Linked DNA regions of Homo sapiens: region 1 is linked to region 2. A link is an interaction called in ENCODE POLR2A ChIA-PET data of the cell type or tissue named here. Cell type or tissue: Panc1. All regions are shown on one strand. Each heading gives the region's core, and the rest is flanking DNA. Links, peaks and the distances in the headings are about the cores only.

Region 1 (8,338 bases), core at 306-8,305, 690 kb before region 2:
TTATCCTAATAGCAGACTGAGGCGAAAAAAACTATTTCACCATCTCAGTAGAAGCAAAAAAATCTTTTGACAAAATTCAATACCTATTCATGATAAAAAGCTCTTGGCAAACTAGTAGTAGAGGAGAATTTCCATAACCCAGTAAAGGACATCTATGAGAAATCAACAGTTAACATCATAAATATTTTTCCTCTGATTTTGAGAACAAGGCAAAGAGGTTCACTCTCACCACTTCTAATTAGCAATTAACTAGAGGTCTTTACTGCTGCAATAAGGCAAGAAAAAGAATAAAAGGCATAAAGATTGGAAAGAAGGGATTATAACTGTTTTTATTCACAAATGAGATGATCATCTATATAGAAAATCCTAAGTTTTATCAGTTTTATTGATTTTTTCCAAAGATCCAGCTACAAAAAATATTAGAATTAATAGATAAATATGGGAAGGTAGCATGATATGAAGTCAATATGCAAAATCAACCATTTTTCTATATGCTAACAACAAGCAATGGGAAATTAAAATAACTTTATTCACAATATAAACACAAAATATATAGGGATAGAATTATGAAAATATGTGAAAGGTGATTACAGTGAAAACTATAAGAGCTTCGTTAAAGAAATTAAAGAACAGCTAAATAGAGAAGTATACCATGTTAATAGGTCAGAAAACTCATTACTGTTATGATGTCAATTCTCCTCAAATGAATTCATAGGCCCAATGCAGTCTAGTCAAAATCTCAGCAAGCTGTTTTGTAAAAATTGAGAAACTGGATTTAAAATTTATATGAAAACGAAAAGAACTTTCATTTATATGAAAATGAAAAGGGAAAACATTTCTGAAAGAGAAGAATAAAGTTTTAGGACATAACACTGTCTGGTTTGAGAACATATTATAAAGATAACGAGTCAAAACAGAGTGGTATTGGTGTAAAGACAGACTATTAGATTAGTGGAACAGCATAGAAATCCAAGAAATAGGTCCACACATATATAGTTAATTGATTTTCGACATAGGTATCAAGGTAATATAATTGGGAAAAGGTACTCTTTTTAATAAATGGTCTTGGAATAATTGGATCCATATGCAAAATAATGAATCTTGATTCTTACCTCACACCACAAATGTAATTTAAATCTAAATGAATCAGAAAGGCAAACTTGACCTAAAAGTATAAAACTTCTAGAAAAAAAGAGAAAATACTTGTAACCTTCATTTAGGCAGAGCTTTCTTAGATAAAACATGCTATTATCCTTTCAAAATTCATAGGTTGAAATCCAAGGTGATGGTACTAAGAGATGGGGCCTTTAGAGGTGATTAGGTCATGAGGACAGAGCTCTCATGGATGAGATTATTGTCCTTATAAAAGAAGCCCCAGAGAGCAATCTTGCCCCTTCCACCAAGTGAGGATATAGCAAGAAGGGGCCATCTATGAACCTGAGAGCAAGCTCTTCCTCACCAGACACCAAATCTGCCAGTATCTTGATCTTGAACTTCCCAGCTTCCGGAAACGTTAAGAAACAAATTTCTATTTTTTGGTCATCGGCAAAGTCTGAGTCCTGTCCTTTCGCCTGCCTCCCCAGACACCATGAGCTTCACCACTCGCTCCACCTTCTCCACCAACTACCGGTCCCTGGGCTCTGTCCAGACGCCCAGCTATGGCGCCTGGCCAGTCAGCAGTGTGGCCAGCGTCTATGCAGGCAGCAGGGGCTCTCATTCCCGGATCTCTGTGTGCTGCTTCACCAGCTTCCGGGTTGCATGGGGTCCGGGGGCCTGGCCGCGGGGATGGCTGGGGGTCTGGCAGGAATAGGAGGCATCCAGAACGAGAAGGAGACCATGCAAAGCCTGAACGACTGCCTGGCCTCCTACCTGGACAGAGTGAGGAGCCTGGTGACCAAGAACCAGAAGCTGGAGAGCAAAATCCGGGAGCACGTGGAGAAGAAGGGACCCCATGTCAGAGACTGGAGCCATTACTTCAAGATCATCGATGACCTGAGGGCTCAGATCTTTGCAAACACTGTGGACAATGCCTGCATCGTTCTGCAGATCGACAATGTCTGTCTTGCTGCTGATGACTTTAGGGTCAAGTATGAGACAGAGCTGGCCATGGCCCATGACATCCATGGGCTCCGCAAGGTCATTGTTGACACCAATGTCACTCGGCTGCAGCTGGAGACAGAGATTGAGGCTCTCAAGGAGGAGCTGCTCTTCATAAAGAAGAACCACAAAGAGGAAGTAAAAGGCCTACAAGCCCAGATTGCCAGCTCTGGGTTGACCATGGAGGTAGATGCCCTTAAATCTCAGTGCCTCGCCAAGATCATGGCAGACATCTGGGCCCAATATGACGAGCTGGCTCGGAAGAACCAAGAGGAGCTGGACAAATACTGGTCTCAGAAGAATGAGGAAATCGCCAAAGTGGTCACCACGCAGTCCGCCGAGGTTGGAGCTGCTGAGATGACGCTCACAGAGCTGAGATGTACAGTCCAGTCCTTGGAGGTTGACCTGGACTCCATGAGAAGTCTGAAGGCCAGCTTGGAGGACCGCCTGAGGGAGGTGGAGGCCCGCCACACCCTGCAGATGGAGCAGCTCAATGGGATCCTGTTGCACCTGGAGTCAGAGCTGGCACAGACCCTGGCAGAGGGACAGTGCCAGGCCCAGGAGTACGAGGCCCTGCTGAACATCAAGGTCAAGTTGGAGGCTGAGATCGCCACCTACCGCCGCCTGCTGGAAGATGGCGAGGAGTTCAATCTTGGTGATGCCCTGGACAGCAGCAACTCCATGCAAACCATCCAAAAGACCACCACTGCCGGATAGTGGGTGGCAAAGTGCTGTCTGAGACAAAGGACACCAAAGTTCTGAGGCATTAATCCAGCAGAAGCAGGGTACCCTTTGGGGAGCAGGAGGAAAATAAAAAGTTCCGAGGTCAAAAAAAGATGAAATTTCTATTTGTTATAGTCCATCCAGTTTATGTAATTTGTTACAGCAGCCTGAATGGAATAAGACAAGACGTAAAAGTTATAATCATACAAGAAAAATGAATAAATTTTCTCCAAAAAAATTAAAATCTTTTGCTCTTGAAAGATGCTACTCTAAATGAAAAGGTAAGCCAAGACAGGGAGAATATATTTCCCAAACCTACATCTAATGAAATACAGGCATGCACTGCACAGTAACATTTCAGTCAACAGTGGACCATATATTCAAAGGTGTTTTCATATGATTATAACACCATTTTTTACTGTACCTTCTGTATGTTTAGATATGTTTAGATACACAAATACCATTGTGTTACAGTTGCCTGCAGTATTCAGTACAGTAACATGCTGCACATGCTCCTAGGTTTGTAGCCTAGGAGCAATAGGCTACACGGTATAGCCTAGGTGTGTAGTAGGCTATAGCATCTAGGTTTATGCAAGTATGCTCTACGATGTTCACATGATAAAACCAACTAATGGCACAGTTCTCAGAATGTATCCACATTGTTAAATGATGCATGACTGTACTTGTATCTGAAAAATATAAACACTATTACAATTCAATATTAAGAAGGCAAATGATCCAATAAAAGTGGGCAAAAAAGCTCAATAGATACTTCATCAAAGAAGGGATACAAATGTAAAACAAATAGAAAGAGGTGTAACATCATTGGTCATTATAAAAATGCAAATTAAAGCTACAGTGAAAAAACACTACTATTTCTATTAGAATGGCTAAAACTAAAAAGATTAGAAATACCTTGTTGGTTAGGATGTGGGGCAATTCAGTGGTTTTCAGCTGTGAGTCATTTTGCCCCAAAGGACATTTGATAATTCCTGGAGACATTGTTGAGCATCACAATCAGCAGGGAGCTACTGGCATCTAATGCATAGAGGTCAGGGAGCTATACATTCTACAAAGCAAAGGACAGCTTCCAGAACAAAGAATTATCTGGGTCAAAATGTCAATAGTGCAAAGGTTAAGAAACCTTGAATAAACATACGTGTGCACGTGTCTTTATAGCAGCATGATTTATAATCCTTTGGGTATATACCCAGTAATGGGATGGCTGGGTCAAATGGTATTTCTAGTTCTAGATTCCTGAGGAATCACCACACTGTCTTCCACAATGAAAACACTTGGACACAGGAAGGGGAACATCACACACCGGGGCCTGTTGTGGGGTGGGGGGAGGGGGGAGGGATAGCATTAGGGGATATACCTAATGTAAATGATGAGTTCATGGGTGCAGCACACCAACATGGCACATGTATACATATGTAACAAACCTGCACGTTGTGCACATGTACCCTAGAACTTAAAGTATTATATATACATATATATATATATATATATATATATATATATATATATATGGAATCCTTGAAACAACTGGGAACTCTCATACATTGTGGGAGGGAAAATGAAATAGTATAATCATGTGGGAAAATAGGTTAGCAGTTTCTTATAAATGTACGTGTACCCTATGACACAGAAATTCCATTCCTAGGTATTTGTCATATGGCAGACAGTCTCCAGCATAGCCTCCAGGGATCCCATCTCCTGGTATTTATGTCCTTATGTAATCTCCTCCTCTTGAGTATGGACTAAATATAGTGAATTGCTCCTAATGAATAAAATACAGTAAAAGTAATGGGGTGTTACATCTGAAATTAGACTACAAAGAGACTGTGACTTCTGTTTTTCTGCTTTCTGTCACTCTGAGAGAAGCCAACTGACGTGTTGTGAGTTACCCTGTATGAGTTCCACATGGCAAGGAACTGAGATTGGCCTCCAGTCAATACCCAAGGCGGAACTGAGACTTTCAGTTCAATGCCCACAAGGAACTGAATCCTGTCAGTTCCTTGTATGAGTTTCTTGCGTAAGAGAGCTTGGAGGCAGGTCCTTACCTGGCGAAGCCATTTTTCTTTTTCTTTTTTTTTTTTCTCTTGAGACAGAGTCTCACTCTGTCATCCAGGCGGAGTGCAGTGGCATGATTTCGGCTCACTGCAACCTCCCGCCTCCCAGGCTCAAGTGATCCTCCCAGCTCAGCCTCCCCAGTAGTTGGGACTATAGGCACATGCCAACTATGCCTGGCTAATTTTTTAATTTTTTGTAGAAGTGGAGTCTCACATTGCTGCCCAGGCTGGTCTCAAACTCCTGGGCTCAAGCGATCCTCCTGCCTCTGCCTCCCAAAGTGCTGGGACTACAGGTGTGAGCCACCATGCCAAACCTGGTTGAGCCTTTTGATGAAACTACAGTTCTACCAACAGCTTAACTGCAACCTCTTGAAAGACCTTGAACCAGAGTCACCCAGTTACGGTGGTGAGCATTTTACAGCAGAATTGAGGCTAAACAATGGGAATAAGTTTGAAAGAATAATGTTTAATTGGCCGGGCACGGTGGCTCATGCCTGTAATCCCAGCACTTTGGGAGGGCAAGGCGGGTGGATCACCTGAGGTCAGGAGTTCAAGACCAGCCTGGCCAAAATGGTGAAACCCCATCTCTACTAAAAATATAAAAACTAGCCAGGTGTGGTGGTGGGTGCCTGTAATTCCAGATACTTGGGAGGCTGAGGCAGGAGAATTGCTGGAACCCAGGAGACGGAGCTTGCAGTGAGCCGACACGGTGCCACTGCTCAGTGACAGAGTGAGACTCCATCTCAAAAAAAAAAAAGTATTTAATTTTTGTAGGTATTGATACTGTAGATATAATATAAAAATCAAAAATGGGGAGAAGGCTGAAACTATCTGAGAAGAAAAAATATTGCTTTTAAAAAATGAAATAAAAAGTATGTTACATTAGGTGTTCGGGACAAGGGGAGACAGAAAAGAGGAGTTACTAGCTAATTTTAATACCATTGATAGTAGGAAGATAAAAGACAATATCAAAATAAGAGTAGTCTGAATAGTATCATATAAAGTTATTAGAACAAAATACAAATCTTCCTAAATACTAAAATAAACAGAAGCAGAAAAAGGAGAGCAAATAAAACAGACTTCATAGGAAAGACTTCATATGATTTATAAAGACAAAACTGAGATGAAGCATATCAATTGTATTACTACATGCAAATAGGCTTAACTCATTTATAAGAGAAAAAGAATTTTCAGATTGGATAAGTAGTCGAAATTCAATTCTATGCTGGATAGAAATGACTTACCTAGGCTGGGCACGGTGACTCACACCTGTAATCCCAGCACTTTTGGAAGGCAAGGTGGGCGGATCACCTGAGGTCAGGAGCTCAAGACCAGCCTGGCCAAAATGGCGAAACCCCATCTCTACTAAAAATACAAGAAAAAAAAATTGCTGGGCATGGTGGTGTGCGTCAATAATCCCCAGCTACCCAGGAGGCTGAGGCTGTAGAATTGCTTGAATCCAGGAGGCAGAAGTTTCAGTGAGCCCAGATCGCACCATTATACTCCAGTCTGGGTGACAAGAGCAAAACTCTCATCTAAAATAAAAGATAAAATAGTAAAAATAAGAGGATGATTACATATAAACCAGGCATATGCAAGTAAAAACAAAGTGGAGTACAATTTTGTTATTAGACAAGCAAAAATTCAAAAAGAGACAAAAAGACACATTATGATGCTAAATGACACGATCTAAACAAGGAAACCATCATTCATATTCGTGTGCCTAATAACACAGCAACAACCATTAAAAAGCAGAAAGTAAAAGGAATAAAAAGAGACATAAGCAAAAACTCTAATAATTGGAAGTTTAATACCATTTCTCAGAAAAGAATAGACCCAGTTAGACAAAAAAATTAGTATGGATTTAGAGGAGCTAAATAAAATCATTGATAAAGTAGATCTAGTAAATATATATTGAACACTGAACCCTGATAATAGAGATTAAACTTTCTTCTGAAGTCACATGGAGTATTCACAAAATTGAAATATCATAGGCCACAAAGAAAATCTCAATGAATTCCAAAAATACAAATGATATAAGTTATATTCTGTGACCACAATTAAATATAATTTTAAAATAGTGACATTTTTAATAAAAGTCTCTTCTACCTAAAACTGTAAAAACATATTTCTAAGCAATCTTTGAATCGAAAAGAAATAGTAAAAAAAAACTGCAAAAAAAGCTAATTTTACTATTATTATTTTTGAGACAGGGTCTCATTCTGTCTCCAGGGCTGGGGTGCAGTGGCATGATCTTGGCACAATGCTAATAAGAATCTCATCGGGTATTTTTTCCCTTTGAGTGAGAAAATGGATTATAAAGTTTGTATAAAAAGATAAGACAATAGCCATAAGACAGGCTCTGAACAAGAAGAGCAATGCAGGGGGAAGGGAGCTGCTTCTGGTACAGGAAAATGATATGAAAAAAAGATAAACTGTTAAACATTTTAAGATTTTAAAAAGAATATAAATATAAGAAATTTGTTGGTTGATTTGCATGTATGTTACAGTCATTATTATGGGCAAGCTCTAATCATATGAAACTGAACCTGGACCTTATTGCTGATTGGCTGTTACAATGAATTGAATCATCTTAATTTTTAGTAGTGTTATTGGTATGGTTATTTAAAAACTGCTATATAGATATTCTTAGATAAAGCAAATAAGTAATTATACTAATATTTGGATCTCAGATTTTGTTTTGGGTTTTGTTTGCTTTTTGAGATGGGGTCTCACTCTGTTGCCCAGGCTGAAGTGCAGTGGCACGATCTTGGCTCACTGCAACCTCCACTTCCCCAACTCAAGCAATCCTCCCAAGTAGCTGGGATTACAGGCGTGTGCCACCACTCCTAATATTTTTTGTATTTTTGGTAGAGACAGGGTTTCACCATGTTGCCCAGGCTGGTCTTGAACTCCTGAGCTCAAGCAATCCATTCGCCTAGGCCTCCCAAAGTGCTGGCATTACAGACATGAGCCACCGCTCCTTGCCAGATCTCAGATTTTTTGTACAAGAAAAAAAAAATCAGTAACCGACCCACTCCTGTAATCTTAAATTTGAACTGGCAATATGTGTATAAATTCCTGAGTTTCGTTTCGAAAAAAAAATTGAAACTCTTTTCAGGAAATTGAGGGAAATGAGGTAAAATAAGATTGGCATTTAAAAGTTAAAATGTCAAAGTAACAAACTTGAGTCATAGGCCCAAACTAGCTGAGACAAGGGAAGTGGAATTTTCTGAATCAGGTCCCACTCCTGCAGCTGGCCGGAGGACGGGACCAATCCCACCCAGAAGGCAGAGCTGTAGCTTTAGGGGAGGATGCAAGGAAATCAGGGAGGCACCCACAGGTCTACTACAGACAATAATATTTGCAATGTGTAATTCTGGGGATAATTTTGAGGTTTTTCTAAAAGGTTTTCATCTTTCAGCTTCAGTTTTTATCTTCAG
Region 2 (8,294 bases), core at 1-8,000:
TCTTTGTCCCCCAAATACCTAATAATAATTACAAATCTTCTACAAGAGCTTTGGATAGGCAAACCCTTGTTTATTTTGTCTTTACAGAATCTGGTATATAGTAGGTACTCAGAAAATGCTGGAAATAGACCTCTCTATGTTCCTGAACTGTCATCTAAGCTATAACAAATTTATGCAGGTGTTTGATAAAGGCTCCTATTGTATTAAACTACTGTTCTACCTATAATAAGCCTTTCTCTCATACACACACACACACCATACTGAGCTAGAATGATCTTTCTAACACCTAAATCTTCTTTACTCAAACCTTCAGTAGCTCTCTAGGGCCCTCAATATGAAGTCCAAGCTTCTCAGTCGCGTTGACATGGCAAGGCCCACCCTTGCTGAACCTAGCTGTCCACATATTCTGTACTCCACTTAAAGCAGGAAACATTGCTGAAGGAAACACAGAAATTAAAAGTGATTTCACTTTAAAGTTAAGACCACAAACTTCAAATGTATCCTCAAGGTTGCCCAGCAATCCTTTGCATCCCTGGAATATTTGTTTTCTCAGGATCCAAAATGACCATTTCACACGTATCCCTCTTTCCTCAAACTTCTAATGCCCCTACACCTTGCATTAGCTCATGACCTACTTTCTACTTTAAGAAAATAGCATCAATCAGACAGAACTCCCTTAACCAGCAAGCTGCCATATTCTCTGCCTTCACTCTTATTATTTCCTGATGAGAAAAAAAGTGGTAGGTAGTGAAGTCAGGAGTAGCCAGAGGTCAGACCCATTATCAGGCCACAGTCAGGATTTTGGATTTCATTTTATTTTTATTTATTTATTTATTTTGAGAGAGAGAGTTTTGTTCTTGTTGCCCTGGCTGGAGGGCAATGGCACTATCTCGGCTCACCGCAGCCTCCGCCTCTCAGGTTCCAGTGATTCTCCTGCCTCAGCCTCCTGAGTAGATGGGATTATAGGCATGTGCCACCACGCCTGGCTAATTTTGTATTTTTAGTATAGACGGGGTTTCTCCATGTTGGTCAGGCTGGCCTCCAACTCCCAACTACAGGTGATCCGCCTGCCTCGGCCTCCCAAAGTGCTGGGATTACAGGTGTGAGCCACTGCACCCAGCCTGGATTTCATTTTAAATGTGTTAAGAAGCCAGAGTGTGAGGCCGGGTGCAATGGCTCACGGCTGAAATCCCAACACTTTGGGAGGCGGAGGCAGGTGGATTACGAGGTCAGGAGTGCGAGGCCAGCCTGGCCAACATGGTGAAACCCCGTCTCTACTAAAAATACAAAAATTAGCTGGGCATGGTGGTGGGCGCCTGTAATCTCAGCTACTCAGGAGGTTGAGGCAGGAGAATCGCTTGAACCCAGGAGACGGAAGTTGCGGTGAGCCGAGATCATGCCATTGTACTCCAGCCTGGACAACAAGAGCAAGACTCCGTCTCAAAAAAACAAAAACAAAAACAAAAAAGACAGTGTGAAGAGAAGAGAAGGAAATGATTGTTGTACATTCAAAGAATTGCTGTTATGTGGAGAATAGTGAAGTCCAACTTCACTTGTGTATGGATTCTCATCTTTTATTTCCTTCTTAATATTAATGAACATCACTCTTGAAGTTAGCCTCCCTCTCTGGCATCATCAATTGCTTGTTCTCTACCTGATCATTTACATCATCATACAAATGCATTGTTGTTTTACCATTTTAAAAAAGCCTCCCGACCTGGTGCAGTAACTTACACTTGTAATCCCAGCATGTTGGGAGGCTGAGGCAGGAGGATTGCTTCAGGCCAGCAGTTCAAGACTAGTGTGTACAACATAGCAAGACCTTGTCTCTACAAAAAAAATTATAAAAGTCAGCCAGGTGTGGTGGTACCTGCCTGTAGTCCTAGCTACTTGGAAAGCTGAGGTGGGAGGATCACTTGAGCCCAGGAGTTTGAGGCTGCAGTAAGCCATGATCATGCCACTGCTCTTCAGCCTGGATGACAGAGCAAAACTGTTCCCAAAAAGAAAGAAAAGGCTCTCATGATCCCATGTGCCCCAACCCTTGCAGTTACCACCACCCCATTTCATTGCTCTCCTTCACACACACACACAAAGCTTTTCTGAAAGAGTTCTTTGTACCTTGAAGAAGAATAAAGTAGGGTAGGGAAGTCAGGAAAGATCTCAGAATGTGATGCTTGAGCAGAGCCCACAGTGCTATGAGGGAACAGGCCATGAGAGTACCTAGGGAAGAAATCTTTCTAAGCAGAGGAAAGAGGAGGTACTTGTGAAAGCTGATCATAAAATTGGGTCATTCTTGTCATTCCCAATTAAATCAGAGCCAAGGGGCTAGGGGGAAAAGCACTCAGGGTACAAAACATTGCTCCAAGAATGTAATTCTCTGCAAGCCTGACTGCTGAAACTGCCTGTTGTAACCTGAGACCAGCTTTATCTATAAATGCTAAGAGAACTTGCTGAAACTCTAGGACTAATTTTGCCCACTGCCATCACTCACCAGAGCTTGCTAGCTCCCCAAACCCTAACTAGTCCCAAAGAACTTTCTTGAAGAGCAATATGTAACAGCTCTCCTGTTTCTAAAACCTCTAACCTTCTCTTTGTTCTTCAGACATACTGAAGACCACCCTGTCTGCATATATGCCCCAAATTGCTATTCTTTCTTTCCAAATAAAAAATTTTAATTTAGAGACTTGTCTCACATTTTTATTCTGGCTTCAACATACTAAAGCCCTAAGCTAGGAGTCTGCTTGACTTATCCAAGAATCCACAAAGTAACCAGTATGTCTAAAGCCTAATGAGTGAGAAAAAAAGTGGTAGGAAGTGAGGTCAGAGGAATAGCCAGGGGTCACATCCATCATCAGGCCATAGTCAGGATTTTGGATTTCATTTTAAATGTGGTAAGATGCCAGAGTGTGAAGAGAAGAGAAGGAAATGATTGTTGTATGATAAAATAATTGCTCAGTTGTGTGGAAAATAGGCTAAGGAGGGCAGGGACTTAAAAGTGGAGATATGGCCGGGCTCGGTGGCTCATGTCTGTAATCCCAGCACTTCAGGAGGCTGAGGCGGGCGGATCACGAGGTCAGGAGATTGAGATGAGCCTGGCTAACACAGTGAAACCCCATCTCTACTAAAAATACAAAAAATTAACCGGGCGTGGTAGCAGGCGCCTGTAGTCCCAGCTACTGGGGAGGCTGAGGCAGGAGAATGGCGTGAACCCGGGAGGCGGAGTTTGCAGTGAGCCGAGATCCCACCACTGCACTCCAGCCCGGGCGACACAGTGAGACTCCATCTCAAAAAGAAAAAAAAAAAAAAAAAAAGTGGAGATATGGAGATATACAGACCTGCTAGGAAGTTACTGTCCTGGTCCAAGCTAGAGATGATAAAGGCTGATTAGTGAGGTTAAAAAATACATTTGAAGGTAAAGCTAATTGCACAGATATATGTTGTACAGTTGTACAGATGGATGGAATAAGAGATGTAAGAGAAAGAGAATCAATGATAACGCTAGATTTCTGGCTTTAGCAATGGGGTAAATAATAGCACTCTTCAATGAAAAGCAGGAACACCCAGAGAGGAGGAAGAAAGATGGGAGGTGGGGGAAAACAATAGTTTGGGACAAATCCATAGTATGGGTTAACAGATCTATTATTATCCAAATGGAGAGGTTGACTAAGCAGTTGGATATGTAAGTATGGAGTTCAAGGGAGAAGTCAAGGCTAGAAATAAACATTTGGTGTCAAACATAAAAGATATTTAATACCATGTGTATTAGTCACAGCTCTTCAGAGAAACAGAACCAATAGGATACATGTATATATAGAGAGATTTTTTTCTTTTCTTTTTTTTAAAGAATTGACTCACACAGTTGTGAGGGCTGATAAGTCTGAAAACTCCAAGGCTGGCTGATAGGCTGGAAATTCAAGCAGGCATTGATGTGGCAATCTTGAGACTAACGGTGGTCTGGGTGCAGAATTGCTTCCTCTTTGGGAAACCTCCATCTTTTCTCTAAGGTCTTCAACTAATTGGATGAAGCCCATCCACATTATGGAGGGTCACTAGCTTTACTCAAAGCCTACTGATTTCATTGTAAGTCACATCTAAAAAATACCTTCACAGCAACATCTATGCTTTTATCTGCCAAACAACTGGGCACCGTATGCTAGCCAAGTTGACACATAAAATTAACTGTCACTCCATGGGACTAGATGAAATTACCCAGGAGTTAATGTATTTAGAGAAATAAAGATGGCCCAGGACAGAGCCCTGGCACGCTCAAACTGCAAAAGGGGAAAAGAACCCAGCAATGGAGCCTAAGAAGGAGCTGGCAGGAGGTAGGAGGAAAACCAAGACTGTGTGGTGTCTCAGAAGCCAATGAAGAAGTGCTCCAAAAAGGAAGATCAACTATTTCAAGCACTGCCAAGAAATCCTATAAGGTAAGGGCTGAGTCATGGAGGTCACTTATGAAAATGGTGGTAGGTAAGAAATCCTAATTAGAAGAAGTTCAGCAAGAAACAGAAAATAAGGAAATGGAGGGAGTAAGTATAGGCAACTCTTAAAGGGGTTTTGCTATAAAAACAAAACAAAACAAAACAACAATAGGAAAGGAGCTAAAGAGGGATGTAGGATAGAGGAATTTTTTTTTTTTTTTTTTTTTGAGACAGAGTCTCACTCTGTCACCCAGGCTGGAGTGCAGAGGCACGATCTCAGCTCATTGCAACCTCTGCCTCCTGGGTTCAAGCAATTCTCCTGCCTCAGCCTCTCGAGTAGCTGGGACTACAGGTGCATGCCACCACACCCAGCTAATTTTTGTATTTTCAGTAGAGAGAGGGTTTCACCATGTTGGCCAGGCTGGTCTTCAACTCCTGACTTCGTGATCCACCCTCCTCGGCCTCCCAAAGTGCTGGGATTACAGGGGTGAGCCACCGTGCCTGGCCAGACTTTTTGGTTTTTTTGGTTTGTCTAAGAAGGAAATTATTACAGCATGTTTTTATGCTAAAGGAATAATCCAGTAGAGGGAACTTTGGCAATTTCCAAAGAAGGAGCAAAAAGAGATAATTGCAGAACCAAAGTCTGTTGAATATACCCTTATTATGCAGTGTAGACTTTGAAGTCAAATCCAGGTTCTATTACTAACTGCAAAGCCAAGTTACTAAGCCTCTCTGCTTCTTCATCTTCTTTCTACAAGGCCCTTTGTGGTCCTTCCACCCCTTCATCTCACCCAAACTTCTCCTCAATCCCCATGATTCAGTCATTAGCTTGCTTTCAGTCCCTGTAATTACTGTCCTCCCTCCCACCACAGGGCTTTGCTAACTTCCAAGCATTGAGCAAATCTAGTTTGAACAGGTTTTCCTTGGGAAAACCAACAGAGAAGTCAAATCCCCCTATGAAATGTTCTCATGTTACCATCTATTCTTTCTGCCTAGTACTTACTACAATTGCAATCATACTTTTATGAGTATTTGATCAATGTCCACCTCCCTCACTCTAGAATAGCACAGTCCAAGAGGACTTTCTGTGGTGATGAAAATATTCTAAATCTACACTGTCCAACCCAATAGCCACTCACCACATGTGACTATTAAGTACATAAAAGATGGCTAGTACAGGTGTGGATGTGAAGTTCTAATGTTATTTAAGTTTAATTAATATAGATGTACATAGCCACATGTGAGCAGGGACCAGGATTAGTTATGCTCACCATCATGTTCCCAGCACTTAATATAGTATGCACACATAGTAATTGATCAATAAATAATTGTTGAGAGATTAAATCTGTAAAAATGCAGATATTACTTAGTTAATTTGTATATTCCATCTTTTTCACAGAGAAAAGGAGAAAAAAAAGCTTTTACAAGGTAAATGTTAGGGGGTCCTCAGTTTTATAAAGGTAATTTGGCCTTTAAGAATTTGATCAGAGGCTGGGTGCGGTGGCTCACGCCTGTAATCCCAACACTTTGGGAGGCCGAGGCGGGCGGATCACGAGGTCAGGAGATCAAGACCAGCCTGGCCAACGTGGTGAAACCCTGTCTCTACTAAAAATACAAAAAAGTAGCCAGGTGTGGTGGCGTGCACCTATAGTCCCAGCTACTCAGGAGGCTGAGGCAGGAGAACTGCTTGAACCCGGGAGGTGGAGGTTGCAGTGAGCCAAGACGGCACCACTGCACTCCAGCCTGGGTGACAGAGTGAGACTCCATCTCAAAAAAAAAAAAAAAAAATTAGGCTGGGCGCAATGGCTCAAGCCTGTAATCCCAGCACTTTGGGAGGCCAAGGCGGGCGGATCACGAGGTCAGGAGATCGAGACCGTCCTGGCTAAAATGGTGAAACCCGTCTCTACTAAAAACGCAAAAAATTAGCCAGGCTTGGGGGTGGGCGCCTGTAGTCCCAGCTACTCGGGAGGCTGAGGCAGGAAAAAGGCGTGGACCGGGGAGGTGGAGCTTGCAGTGAGCCGAGATCACGCCACTGCACTCCAGCCTGGGCGACAGAGCAAGACTCCGTCTCAAAAAAAAAAAAAAAAAAAAAAAAAAAAAGAATTTGATCAGAGGCCAGGCATGGTGGCTCACACCTGTAATCCCAGCACTTTGGGAGGCTGAGGCGGGTGGATCAGAAGGTCAGGAGATCAAGACCATCCCAGCTAACACGATGAAACCCCCTCTCTACTAAAAATACAAAAAAATTAGCCGGGCGTGGTTGTAGGCGCCTGTAGTCTCAGCTACTCGGGAGGGTGAGGCAGGAGAATGGAGTGAACCCGGGAGGCGGAGGTTGCAGTGAACCAAGATCACGCCACTGCACTCCAGCCTGGGTGACAGAGTGAGACTTCGTCTCAAAAAAAAAAAAAAAGAATCTTGCCAAAGGTCACAAACCAGGTAAGTGTTGGAGCTGGTATATAAATCCAACTGTGCCTACCTCCAAATCCATTGTTTGTCTTACAATTAAATAATATAGAGTGAGGAACAGGCTAAAAACCGGTAAAAACAACAAGTAAATCCGGTAAACTTGATTTGTAGGGACAAAAAAAAAACCCCGGTAACCTTCTGATAACAAACAAGGAAAATCATCCATGAATCATCCACCCTGAAAACTCTGGAATCTACTGAGGGGACTATGACCTGTAGTCATTCTGTCTTTATTTCTTTTGTTTATTTGTTTGTTTTTTGGAGACAGAATCTTGCTCTGTCATCCAGGCTGGAGTGCAGTGGCACAATCATAGCTCACCACAGCCTCAAACTCCTGGGTTTAAATGATCCTCATGCCTCAGCTTCCCAAGTAGCTGGCCAGAGGCACACACTACCGTGCCTGACTAATTTTTTTTTTTTTTTTGAGACAGAGTCTTACTTTGTTGCCCAGGCTGGAGTGCAGTGGCGCGATCTCAGCTCACTGCAAGCTCCGCCTCCCGGGTTCATGTCATTCTCCTGCCTCAGCCTCCCTAGTAGCTGGTACTATAGGCGCCCGCCACCACACCCAGCTAATTTTTTTTTTTTTTTGTATTTTTAGTAGAGACGGGGTTTCACCGCATTAGCCAGGATGGTCTTGATCTCCCGATCTTGTGATCCACCCGCCTCGGCCTCCCCAAGTGCTGGGATTACAGTCATGAGCCACCGCACCCGGCCTATGCTTCATTTAAAAAAATGTTTTGTAGAGACAGGGTCTCGCTTTGTTGCCCAGGCTGGTATCAAACTCCTGGGCTCAAGCAGTCCTCTCACCTCAGCCTCCCAAAGTGCTGGGATTATAGGCATGAGCCACTGTGCCCGGCTCCCATCTTTATTTCTTATATCAAGCTATATGAAAGACATCTGTTTACATGTCCCCACTCTTAGAACCATCACTTAATGAACACCTCTGTGCCAGGAACTTTACATGTTCTCAGTCATCTCAATAACCCTTTGGGATATATATTATTATCTCCATTTACAGATGAGTAACCCAAGTTTAAGTGACTGTCCCAAGAGCCGACAGCTAGTCCAGGATTTACGCCTGCATGCTCTTCACTCTCCACCACAGTATTATTTACTTGAGGGGTTGGTCTTTCTTACCCTGGCATCTGGCACAGTGCCTTTCCCATAATGGGCACTCACTCAAGCTTCAAATTCAACTGGCACTTCAGCAGGCTTTTGACTGTTAGTGAAGTGGAAAAGAGAAGAAAGGGAGTGTAAGGTGTTCTGGTAAACCAGTTCTGAGTGGTGGTGGGGAGGCCCTGATTTGTAGTATTTGCTAATTTCTGGAGTTGAATACTCCCACTTTGGCTAATTTCAAGCTACCAACCTACTTGCAAAATTCCTTGATGTTTAACAAGGGGTCTCTTG

Evidence for each region. Peaks named below come from ENCODE experiments on the same cell type or tissue, not always from the same donor. Only the 100,000 strongest peaks of a DNase experiment are listed, where the experiment ranks them.
Region 1: POLR2A ChIA-PET joins it to region 2 with 10 read pairs; 2 of 35 experiments call an interaction of 5 or more read pairs at or near these places.

The regions. Positions count from the first base shown.
Region 1 is chr12:104,971,278-104,979,615 of GRCh38, reverse strand. It overlaps the pseudogene KRT18P20. Among named protein-coding and RNA genes, the nearest start is that of NOPCHAP1, 11 kb to the left of the region's middle. In Panc1, for the core only: no CTCF peak of the experiment used is centred there; no DNase peak of the experiment used is centred there.
Region 2 is chr12:104,276,417-104,284,710 of GRCh38, reverse strand. All of the region lies in intron 3 of TXNRD1 (thioredoxin reductase 1), which reads right to left. TXNRD1-AS1 (TXNRD1 antisense RNA 1) reads left to right here and starts at 3,868. Exons shown (of 2, transcript XR_007063431.1): 1 at 3,868-4,427. RefSeq lists a silencer at 2,346-2,640. In Panc1, for the core only: no CTCF peak of the experiment used is centred there; no DNase peak of the experiment used is centred there; H3K4me3 peaks cover 881 bases; H3K27ac peaks cover 6,400 bases.